Regions from separate parts of the Homo sapiens genome. Here region 1 is linked to region 2. Evidence: read pairs that join two places in POLR2A ChIA-PET (ENCODE). Cell type or tissue: GM12878. All regions are shown on one strand. Each heading gives the region's core, and the rest is flanking DNA. Links, peaks and the distances in the headings are about the cores only. Region 1 has its middle 860 kb from the start of LRFN5. Region 2 has its middle 800 kb from the start of LRFN5.

Evidence for each region. ChIA-PET counts read pairs that join two places held together with the same protein. Peaks named below come from ENCODE experiments on the same cell type or tissue, not always from the same donor. Only the 100,000 strongest peaks of a DNase experiment are listed, where the experiment ranks them.
Region 1: POLR2A ChIA-PET joins it to region 2 with 7 read pairs; 2 of 35 experiments call an interaction of 5 or more read pairs at or near these places.

What each region holds. Positions count from the first base shown.
Region 1 is chr14:42,467,397-42,472,788 of GRCh38, forward strand. No RefSeq gene overlaps it. Among named protein-coding and RNA genes, the nearest start is that of LRFN5, 860 kb to the left of the region's middle. In GM12878, for the core only: no CTCF peak of the experiment used is centred there; a DNase peak (open chromatin) is centred at 2,655.
Region 2 is chr14:42,400,698-42,406,089 of GRCh38, forward strand. No RefSeq gene overlaps it. Among named protein-coding and RNA genes, the nearest start is that of LRFN5, 800 kb to the left of the region's middle. In GM12878, for the core only: no CTCF peak of the experiment used is centred there; no DNase peak of the experiment used is centred there.

The sequences.
Region 1 (5,392 bases), core at 207-5,206, 67 kb after region 2:
GTAAATATATTTATGGCTCTGTATACACTTTGTACTACCCATACCCACATTGCAGAGAAGAAAAAATTTATACATGAGAAAGCTAAGGCTCAGAAAAGCTATGTGTCCAAATCTGTAATCTCTTTTGACTTTACTTTTGTGTATAATGTAATATAAGTGTCTAATTTCATCCTTTTGCATGAGGAGATTTAGTTTTCTCAATGACATTTATTGAAAAGACTATCACTCCCCCATTGCGTATCCTTGGCACCCAAGCTGAGGATCAGTTGATTGTATATGCATGGGTTTCTTTCTGGACTCTCTATTCTATTCCATTGCCATGCTGCTATACTTACTGTTGCTTTGTAATATATTTTGAAATCCAGCAGTGTGGTACCTCCAACTTTGCTGTTCTTTTTTAAGACTGCTGTGGGTGTTCAGATATTTTGTAGTTCCTTGTAATATTTAGTATTTTTTTCTGTTCCTGTGAAAATGACATTGGGTTTTGATAGGAATTTTATTGAGTCTGAAGACTGCTTTGGGTAACATAGGTGTTTTGACAATATCAAGTCTTCTAATCTATGAACACTGTGTGTCTCTCCATTTACTTGTCTCTTCTTTAATTTATTTCATCAATGCCCTATAGTTTTCAAAATACACATTTGTAAAACCTAAAACTATAAAGCTCCTAGAGAAAACATAGAGGAAAAGCTTCATGATATTGGCCTCAGCATAGTTTCTTTGATATGTCACCAAAAGCACAAAAAACAAAATTAAAAATACACAAGTAGGACAACATCAAACTAAAAAGCTGTGCACAGCAAAAAAAAAAAAAAAAAAAAAAATCAACAGAGTGAAAAGGCAACCTAAGAAATGTGACAAAATATTTGTAAACCGTATAACTGATAAAGTATTAATATGCAAAACACATAACTCTTACAGCTCAATAGCAAAAGAAAATCAAATAACTTCATTAAAAGTAGACAAATTATGTTGATGGTTATTTCTCCAAAGAAAACAAATGGTCAACAAGTGTATGAAAAGTTGCTCATCGTCACTAATCACCACGGAAATGAAAATTAAACCACAAGAGATATTAGCTCACACCAGTTAGAATGGCTATTTTTTTTTAAAGATAAGGGTTGGCAAGCGTTGTGAGGAAATTAGAACCGTTGAGCACTATTAGTGAGAGTGTAAAATGCTACAGCTGCTATGGAAAAAAGTATGGAAAAGTATGGAGGTTCTTCGAAACTTAAAAATAGAGCTATCATTTATCCAGCAATCACACTTCTAGATATATTTTCAAAAGAATTGAAATCATCTCACAACAGGTACTCCCATGTTCATTGCAGCATTATTCACAAAGGACAAGATACACAAACAACCTGAATGTCCATCAATGTGTGAATGAATAAATAATCACATTTTCTTTATCCATTCTTTATTGAAGTTAAATAATATTCCATATATATAATATTCCAGGTAAACAGAATAATATTCCACCTTAATAAAGAAGGAAATCCTTCTATATGCAACAACATGGAAACACCTGGAGGACATTATTCTAAGTGAAATAAGCAGTCACAGAATGACACATACAGCCTGATTCCACTTATATGAGCTACCTAAAGTAGTCAACTCTCACAGAGGCAAAGAGTAGAATGTAGAATGGTGATTGCCAGGGGCTAGAGGGAGGAGGACATGGGGCATTGCAACTCAAAGGCTACAAAGTTTAAGTTATCCAAGATGGGTAACTTCTAGAGAACTGTTGTACGATATTGTTCTAGTTAACAATATTGTATGTGTACCTCAAAATTTAAGAAGGTAGGTCTCATGTTAGGTATTATTACCCAAATAAAAAAATTGTACAAAAACGTTAATTGCATATTGATACAAGGTAGAACCATGAGAGTCGTGAAACACTACACAGAATTATATAGTATTATTCCATAAAAAGAAAGCATTGTCAGAAATATAAGGAAACATCTGAGTAGTATTAAAATGTTATGCATTACGATAATAATCTGGTAGGTCAAGGAGATAAAAGTAAATCTTTAAGGACTTAAGGAACTTGAATTATTTAATGTTTTCATAAATAACTGTGCATGGTTATAATGTTGTACCTTAACAATGAGAAATGCATTTTCTCAAGCATCATGTACCCATGTACCACTTACAAATGTTGCTCATAATCTATACCATATTTTAATTTCTAAAATAACACGTTTATAACTTTCTTATATCAATAATAAAATATTGCTAGAAACTAATACCGAAACTTTGAGGAAGGAAGAAAATTACTCAGATATTTTAGGAATTGTTGTATGAATAAGGACTGCCTTACATAAACTGGAAAATAGCAAATGTCAGGCCAAGATAGCTGACTAGAAACAGCTTGTGTGCTTGGCTCTCACCGAGAAAATGAAGACTGATGAGTGGACACTAGTTCTTCAACTGGAACAGACATGCTGACACACTATGATTCATCAGGGAAACAGCGTGACCTATGGAGAACAGAGAAGAGCAAGACAGGACAACTGTCCACCTAGAAGTGGCATGGAGCAGGGGATGTCTATTTAAGGTTTTTGGTATTGCTGATGCTGTGATATATTTAATTTTCCCTTAGATTGAAAATGATCCTCTGAAAAATCTAAAGCACATTACATATGGGTTGAGGATATTTCTGAGTCTATGAAACAGTGGGGCAGAAAAGCACTAAGTATTTGACTTTCTGGCACACAAAACCGAAAGTCAACCACAAGGTACGTATTTAACTTCTACAAAAATGGATCTCCAACTTTTGACCTCAAAATTGAGTACAATTGAATGAGATTGTCATTCATTAACTTTAACATTACTGCCTTCCCCCCACCCCCCAAAAATATCATAGATTTCAGATTGTTTTTTAAAAATCTGGAGGCTGGGCACAGTGGCTCATGCCTGTAATCCCAGCACTTTTGGAGGCCGAGGCAGATAAATCACCTGAAGTCAGCAATTCAAGACCAGCCTGGTCACCATGGTGAAACTCCATCTCTACTAAAAATACAAAAATTAGCCGGCTGTGGTAGTGGGTGTCTGTAATCCCAGCTACTTGAGAGGCTGAGCAGGAGAATGGCTTGAACCCAGGAGGGGAGGCGGAGGTTGCAGTGAGCTGAGATCACACCATTGCACTCCAGCCTGAGCGACAAAGTGAAACTCCATCTCAAAAAAAAAAAAAAAAAAAAAAAAATTGGATTAGGCTTTTTTCTGTCCTCATTTCCAATTTTTGTTTCTAAAAATAACTCTTTTTTAGGTGGGTTCTTTTATTTAACTGATTTTCTGTTGGCTTCTTGCCTTAGTTTTGCAGCCAAAAAATTCTGGACCAAACTGCATGATTCCTCAACTAGATATGAGCTTATAACACTGTTTTATTCTCATTATTTATTGGCTCTCATATCTTGGTCTGCACCTGTTTAGACACCTGACATTTTCCCCTATCCTTATGGAGATAGATAAAAAAAAAGGCTCAAAGATTTATTTATTTATTTATTAATATATTAATGAAAAAATCTCATAGATGTTTGACCAACCTTCTTCGCTTTTTCCTCCTTACCTAATATCACCAAGAGGTGAAAGAAAGAAATAAGCTTTATTGTCCTAGGAAATGATTGGACTTATAACTGTGAAGGAAGAGGAAAGTAGATTTCAAGGACATTAGTTTTATTAATAAGGCCAAACATGCCAAAATACTTTTTTATGGCTTGGTATTTGCACATCCCCTGTGCACTTAAACAAAATTATATTTTGATCATAAAGAGTGAGAAGGCATATTTAGAGTCACTTTCTATGATTTCTACTGCCTACAAAAAAACCCTGACATTTTTATTTCAGAAAAATATTTACTTTTATTATTTTTGTAATGCTTTATTTTAACAATATGTGTATGCTTTACATAATTTTAAGTCAAAGTATTAGAAGTTAAAAGATAAGATTTTATAATGTGTTCTATGCAAGGATGAATTTGATAAAGTTTGAAAATTAATCTTCAATATCTCTTTAACCTTGGGATCCTACTCTATTTAAGTACGTAAATCTCTGATGAGAAATAGCCTGATATAAGAAAAAACCCTAATATGAATTACTATGGAACAGTTTCCATATTTTCTCCTTTTCTCTGTTGTGATTTACCTTGATTTTAACCATGAGACCCATTATTTTTCATAACAGCTATTTAAATAATAAGTTAATTCATGGAAACGTGTTAATAATTTTCTTTCACTGATAATATAATTACTTTGATTGATGTCCTTCTAGAGATATATTAGCTTATATCCCAGAAATAATATTTAACTGGGAATTTCTGGTTTCTTGTACATTACATTGAATCATGTAATATTTTTTCTTCAAAAAATAAGTCACAGAATGCAATATTTTTGTTCTTCAAAAAATAAGTCACATAATGAGCAGTTGTATACCTGCAACTGGTTCTTCTCAAACCACAAAGCAAATTTCCTCCTACCATCCAATCATCATTAGTTGAATGGAAGTTGTTTTGTTTTTTACTGCTCTTGATTTGTCTCTCTAGATCTTCTCATAAGTTAAGAACTTTTCATAAATTTTTAATGCCAGAGTAAATAAACACTAATGGCTATTAAGCATATGACAAAGTATTAAACTTCTATATGAAAGAGGTGAAATAAAACAAAACAGTAGTAAATGTATGACATTTAAAATATTTTAAAGAAATACAATATTGTTATTGTCACCGAATAGAAATGAGATTACTGAATGCCTACTCAGGATACATTTTCTTCTTTAGTAAATTTTCTTTCCTAATTTGTATGGATGACGCTGCAATTAGTTAAGAGACCTATTCCTAATGACCCTTTATAACTAGGTTTGGTCATGTGATAGAGTTTTATCAAATAATGTATGAAGGCAATTGTGATATGAGATTTTGAGTAAGGTTGATAAGTGGCAAAGGTCCCTAGAAAATGCTTCCTGTTTGTCATTCCTTCCTTGTTCCTTCTTGCAAACTGTGATACAAGAACAACCTTTTTGTACTTGAGGATGGGAGTCAGCAAATAGAAGCAGTAAAGCAGAAAGCTCCTGGGTTTCTGATAATTATGGAGGGCCCACAAAAGCCTTGGACTACCTACTTCTGGACTTCTTTTATATAAAAAATAAACATTATTTGTTACTCATTCTGGGGAGACAAGTAAAAACTCTTATTGATGGGAGTTTATTTTTCTAAATTTATGGACAATTAATCAAATGTATTAAAATACTTAAAATTATGTATCTCTATCAAGATCTTTATGCAAAAAAAAAAAAAAAAAAGAGAAATCCTTAGTGTCTCTTTTCCCCCTCGCATCTAAATGATGAAATAATTATTTTGGCTTCTCTGTGTAATACATTTAGATACCAATCCTTC
Region 2 (5,392 bases), core at 299-5,298:
CACTAAATAAGTGATTGAGCTGGTTACTAATTTTCAATAAGATAAATAACAAGTTTGGATAAATGTTTAGGTTTTATAGTTTGTCCTTCTTTGCCCTTGACACTGTATGTGTGGTCCTGCCAGCTACCTACAGGAGTCCAACATGATGTGGGTGATGTGCACTATAACCAGTTTATTAAACTAGATTAACTAGATAGGGTACAGGAATAAAGCAATTGATTATTTTTCTCTAATTGCTATCAGCCCTTGTCCCTTGTCAAAACATTATTCATATTATTCTTAATTATTTAAAAGTCTAGTCCAATATAATGACCACATAACTCCAAGCTGTTTTATAACTGACACACTTTCCCAATTCAGGTTTACCTTAAATCTGAAAAACCTGCAGTGGGAAAGGTGACGATGGTTCACATTTTCCTCCACTTACTATGGCTGTTCGAGGTCCCTTGAGAGTTTGAGCTCTACCAGAGAGAGGCAGTAAAAAGAAAGCCAGGACATTTGTGACCTTAACTTCTTGTTAGTACGTTTTTCGATGCTGTAATTATATATGATCTTTGGCTCATTCTCTCTTGGGGTTGCTTAGAAACTGTCTTACTCCATTGAACTTTTATCATTATAAGTTCACTTCACATAGTGATAAATTCTCAGCCTTTTATTTATAACTTCCTTTTTGCCCCTTGGTTTCCAATGACTCATCTATCTCATGGGGTTACCTTGCCCATCCAGTCAGGTATTCTTGTAATACCTTTCCATAAAGAACCCAGTTCAGCCTTCTTCTGTGGATTCACATATTAGCTATGAAAAACTAGCCCATCATCTTTCTCCAAATTTTGGAAAGCAGGCACTCTGCAAAACAGACTTCTTTCTTTTCCCTGACATAAGGCAAGGGAGCTCCACTCAGGTTCCTTTGGCTGTAGGCTTCCCCAGGTCAGAGTCTTAGGCCAGTCCTTTATATTTGAAAAATATTCGGGCTAATTATAAGATTTTTTACTAACAAAAATATTTTTTTCTTTATCTTCTGGCATTTAACATTAGATATTTTTTGTTTGTTCGTATTTCCTAGCTTCCTATCTTTCTATGTTGCATTATGCTTAATATATTCCAATCTATTTTCAAGTTTATAAACTTTCTCTTTGGCTCTGCCTATTTTGCTATATAAGTTTTCAATAATATTGCTAGTATTTTTTATTTCTAAAAAATTCTAAAAATCTGCCTTGTCATGCTTAATAACATCTTGCTCCTTGGTCAACTTTTAATGCCATTTTATTTATCCGGATAATCCATATGTGGCAATTTACCTTATTTGTAATTCTAATACTTGATGTTTCTGAAGGACAATTTTATTTTTTTTCTGTTGAATCTTGCTCCTTTTTGTGTTTGTATTTTGTTTGTATTGGTTTTTGTTGCTTTTGTTTTATGTTTAGCTGATACTTAACTAAATTCAAACTGATGAAACTACTTGTGTTTTGTTTCTAGAGATAATTTGTATTTTCTGCTGCATCTGGAGGTGTTACCACCTTTAATTTACTTATTTGACCTAAGAATTTTCTAGAATCTCTGCCCAGAAATCAGAAATCAGAAATGACTCTTATATATGTTGTTTTGAGCTACATTCGCCACAGACATAACTAATAATAAGGGAGACTTTTAAGTTGAGCATTGTTTCTGGCTATGTCTCCCAAAGAAAATCAAGCTCAATCTTAGAAAGACAAGACAGAATGAATAAATAGGAGGAGGCAATTACCAGTCACAAAATGACCTATTTGAGAATGGCATTGTTTCAATACTCAGACTGTCAGTTAGCTGCATGAAAATTTCAGGTAAAACTCAGTGGAAGGTTCTAAAATATTTGCTAAACTTCTTGATTTAGGCACATAACATTTTTAGCATAAGATAATCATCTATTATTTTTGAAAACTATAGTAGAGACATTCTAGTTTAACTTTTGAAAGCTGATTTTAATTTCATTCGCTTTCTCTTAAGTCGGTAAAATGTCGAAATATGTCAAAAACATTATTTGTAATAAAATAGTGTACTTTTGGTACATAAACATTAAACATTTTTTTATTATCTGTGATTTTCAGAGAGAGTTCTAGTGTCATAACAAATATTTCTACTGATGACAGTTTTGAGAAAATATTTCAGCCTCTAGCATTTTTATATTGACTCCAGGAACTTTAACTAAAACATTGAATAAAGAGATTGAAAAGGCAAGTTTATTGATTAAAATGAATTTATGTATATTGTGTTGCATGGTAAATAACTATACACTAAAAAGATTTATGAAATTCAGACATTACTAATCAATATAGGTAGTAATGTGGCCTCCAATTCTTTGCCTCAAGAACTATATATATTTTTAATTTATTATTATTATTATTTAGAGACAGAGTATGGCGCTATTGCTCAGGCTGGAGTGCAGTGGCATGCCATAGCTCACTGCAACTTCCTAGGCCCAAATGATTCTCTTGCCTTAGCCTCCAGAGTAGCTAGAACTACAGTTACATGCCACCACGTCTGGCTATCTTTATTTTTTTATTTTCCTGTAGAGACAAGATCTCACTATGTTGCCTAAGCTGGCCTCTATCTCCTGGCTTCAAGCAGTCCTTCCACTCAACCTCTCACGATGGCTATGTTTTCTGTTTTTTTGTTTTTTGTTTTTTTTTCTCTCCTTGTCTCGGGTGGTTGAAATTTTATAAGTAAAAGATCCTACCAGATTCATAGGGAGATACAATTAAGGATATATCCATTAGATAAAATTACAGAAATGAAAGACAATCTCTGAAACTGTTATCAAGAAAGATTTCACATCAGAAGTGAAAAATCCGGGACTCTAGAAGAATTCATAGAAATATTCCCTGTCTAGAAGGATATGCTGAGTACAGATGTTTCAAACTGACAGAGCAAAGATACAAAAGTTCAAAGTTCCAGTGCAGAGTGACATGTAGCTTAGTGTGGCTTGCATGGAAAAGAGAAGAAACTTGAGAATAGTGCCATATGAAGTCACCTGTAAAATGTGGAATTTTAAACTTTGTTTTACTCAAGGAAGAGAATCAGCGGATTTAAAATAATGTCTAATTTCAATAAATAAGCAAGCTCATTTACTCTTAAACCATAAATATAAGGACTCTATCTTATGAGTAAAGGTTTTAAACTTCGGAAAGGTATAAACAGTGGAGAAATTTTTACTGATTCATCTATAAATATTCTTTGATAATTGTCCACATAGTATGCCTTGTCTATTATTGCTTGGTTCACCTTTCTATGTAGGAGCTCAACAGAAGTCATTTTTTCCTAAGTTTTGGTATTTATACCTCATTTACCAAGAGGATCTAGGAAACAAATATGCATATTTATTGAGTTAATGTACTTTAATCTCATGATATTTACAAGTTTGTGGGAAATTTTACTTTCTGGGAAGAAAGAAAGAGAAATAAACTGATGATACCATACATAACTAAAAATAGTGGAAGTACATTTTTCTATAGTTTATTTGAAGAGTATTTGCCATGTTTTATTCAATAAAAGATAATGAAAACCCTTACATAAAAAATTAAGCTATAGTGACTATAAAATTGTATCCAATAAAAGAGCTAAGAATTCAGAAACAAATTTAAATTTCTACAAAAGCATAAGTTTTAGTAACTTATATTGTCCTTGGTGGGGAAAAGTCAATTTGAGGAGCTTTAAATGTGTCTCCTCAGGTATAAGAAGAGTTACACATTTAAAAATATGGGGCTTACCATTTTCGGCCTTTAAATTGATGCTTACTCTTAAAAAATGTAGTTTGCTGCATTAATAATACAGAAGTTATTGTTTCTTTGAAGCTTTCATTCCCAACTGAAACTTTCAGTAGATGTATACTTCAAGAAAATTTACTTTTTACTGGAGACAAAAATACTTCTTCTCATATAATTATCTCTTTGAAATGGGACCTTTCCATTGCACTGGGAGTGAGAGAAATATAAATAATCAAATTAGTATACCGGTGAGGCTACAGACAGAGGTAACATTGGCTAGAAAACTGGCCTTCTCCAAAACAGCACGGTACTGGTACCAAAACAGAGATATAGACAAATGGAACAGAACAGAGGCCTCAGAAATAACACCACACATCTACAACCATCTGATCTTTGACAAACCAGACAAAAACAAGAAATGGGGAAAGGATTCCCTATTTAATAAATGGTGCTGGGAAAACTGGCTAGCTATATGTAGAAAGCTGAAAGTGCATCCCTTCCTTACACCTTATACAAAAATTAATTCAATATGGATTAAAGACTTAATTGATAGACCTAAAACCATTAAAAACCTAGAAGAAAACCATTCAGGACATACGCATGGACAAGGACTTCATGACTAAAACACCAAAAGCAATGGCAACAAAAGACAAAATTGACAAATGGAATCTAATTAAACTAAAGAGCTTCTGCACAGCAAAAGAAACTACCATCAGAGTGAACAGGCAACCTACAAAATGGGAGAAAATTTTTGCAATCTACTCATCTGACAAAGGGCTAATATCCAGAATCTACAAAGAACTCAAACAAATTTACAAGAAAAAATCAAACAACCCCATCAAAAACTGGGCAAAGGATATGAACAGACACTTCTCAAAAGAAGACATTTATGCAGTCAACAGACACATGAAAAAAATGCTCATCATCACTGGTCATCAGAGAAATGCAAATCAAAACCACAATGAGGTACCATCTCAACACCAGTTAGAATGGCAATCATTAAAAAGTCAGGAAACAACAGGTGCTGGAGAGGATGTGGAGAAATAGGAACACTTTTACACTGTTGGTGGGACTGTAAACTAGTTCAACCACTGTGGAAGACAGTGTGGCGATTCCTCAAGGATCTAGAACTAGAAATACCATTTGACCCAGTGATCCCATTACTGAGTATATACCCAAAGGATTATAAATCATGCTGCTATGAAGACACATGCACACGTATGTTTATTGCAGCACTATGCACAATAGCAAAGACTTGGAATCAACTCAAATGTCCATCAATGCAGACTGGATTAAGAAAATGTGGCACATATACACCATGGAATACTATGCAGCTATAAAAAGGATGAGGTCATGTCCTTTGTAGGGACATGGATTAAGCTGGAAACCACTATTCTGAGCAAACTATCACAAGGACAGAAAACCAAACACCACATGTTCTCACTCATAGGTGGGAATTGAACAATGAGAACACTTGGACACAGGGCAGGGAACATCACACACCAGGGCCTGTCATGGGGTGAGGAGAGTGGGGAGGAATAGCATTAAGAGAAATACCTAATGTAAATGACGAGTTAATGGGTGCAGCACGCCAACATGGCACATGTATACCTATGTAACAAAGGTACACGTTGTGCACATGTACCTTAGAA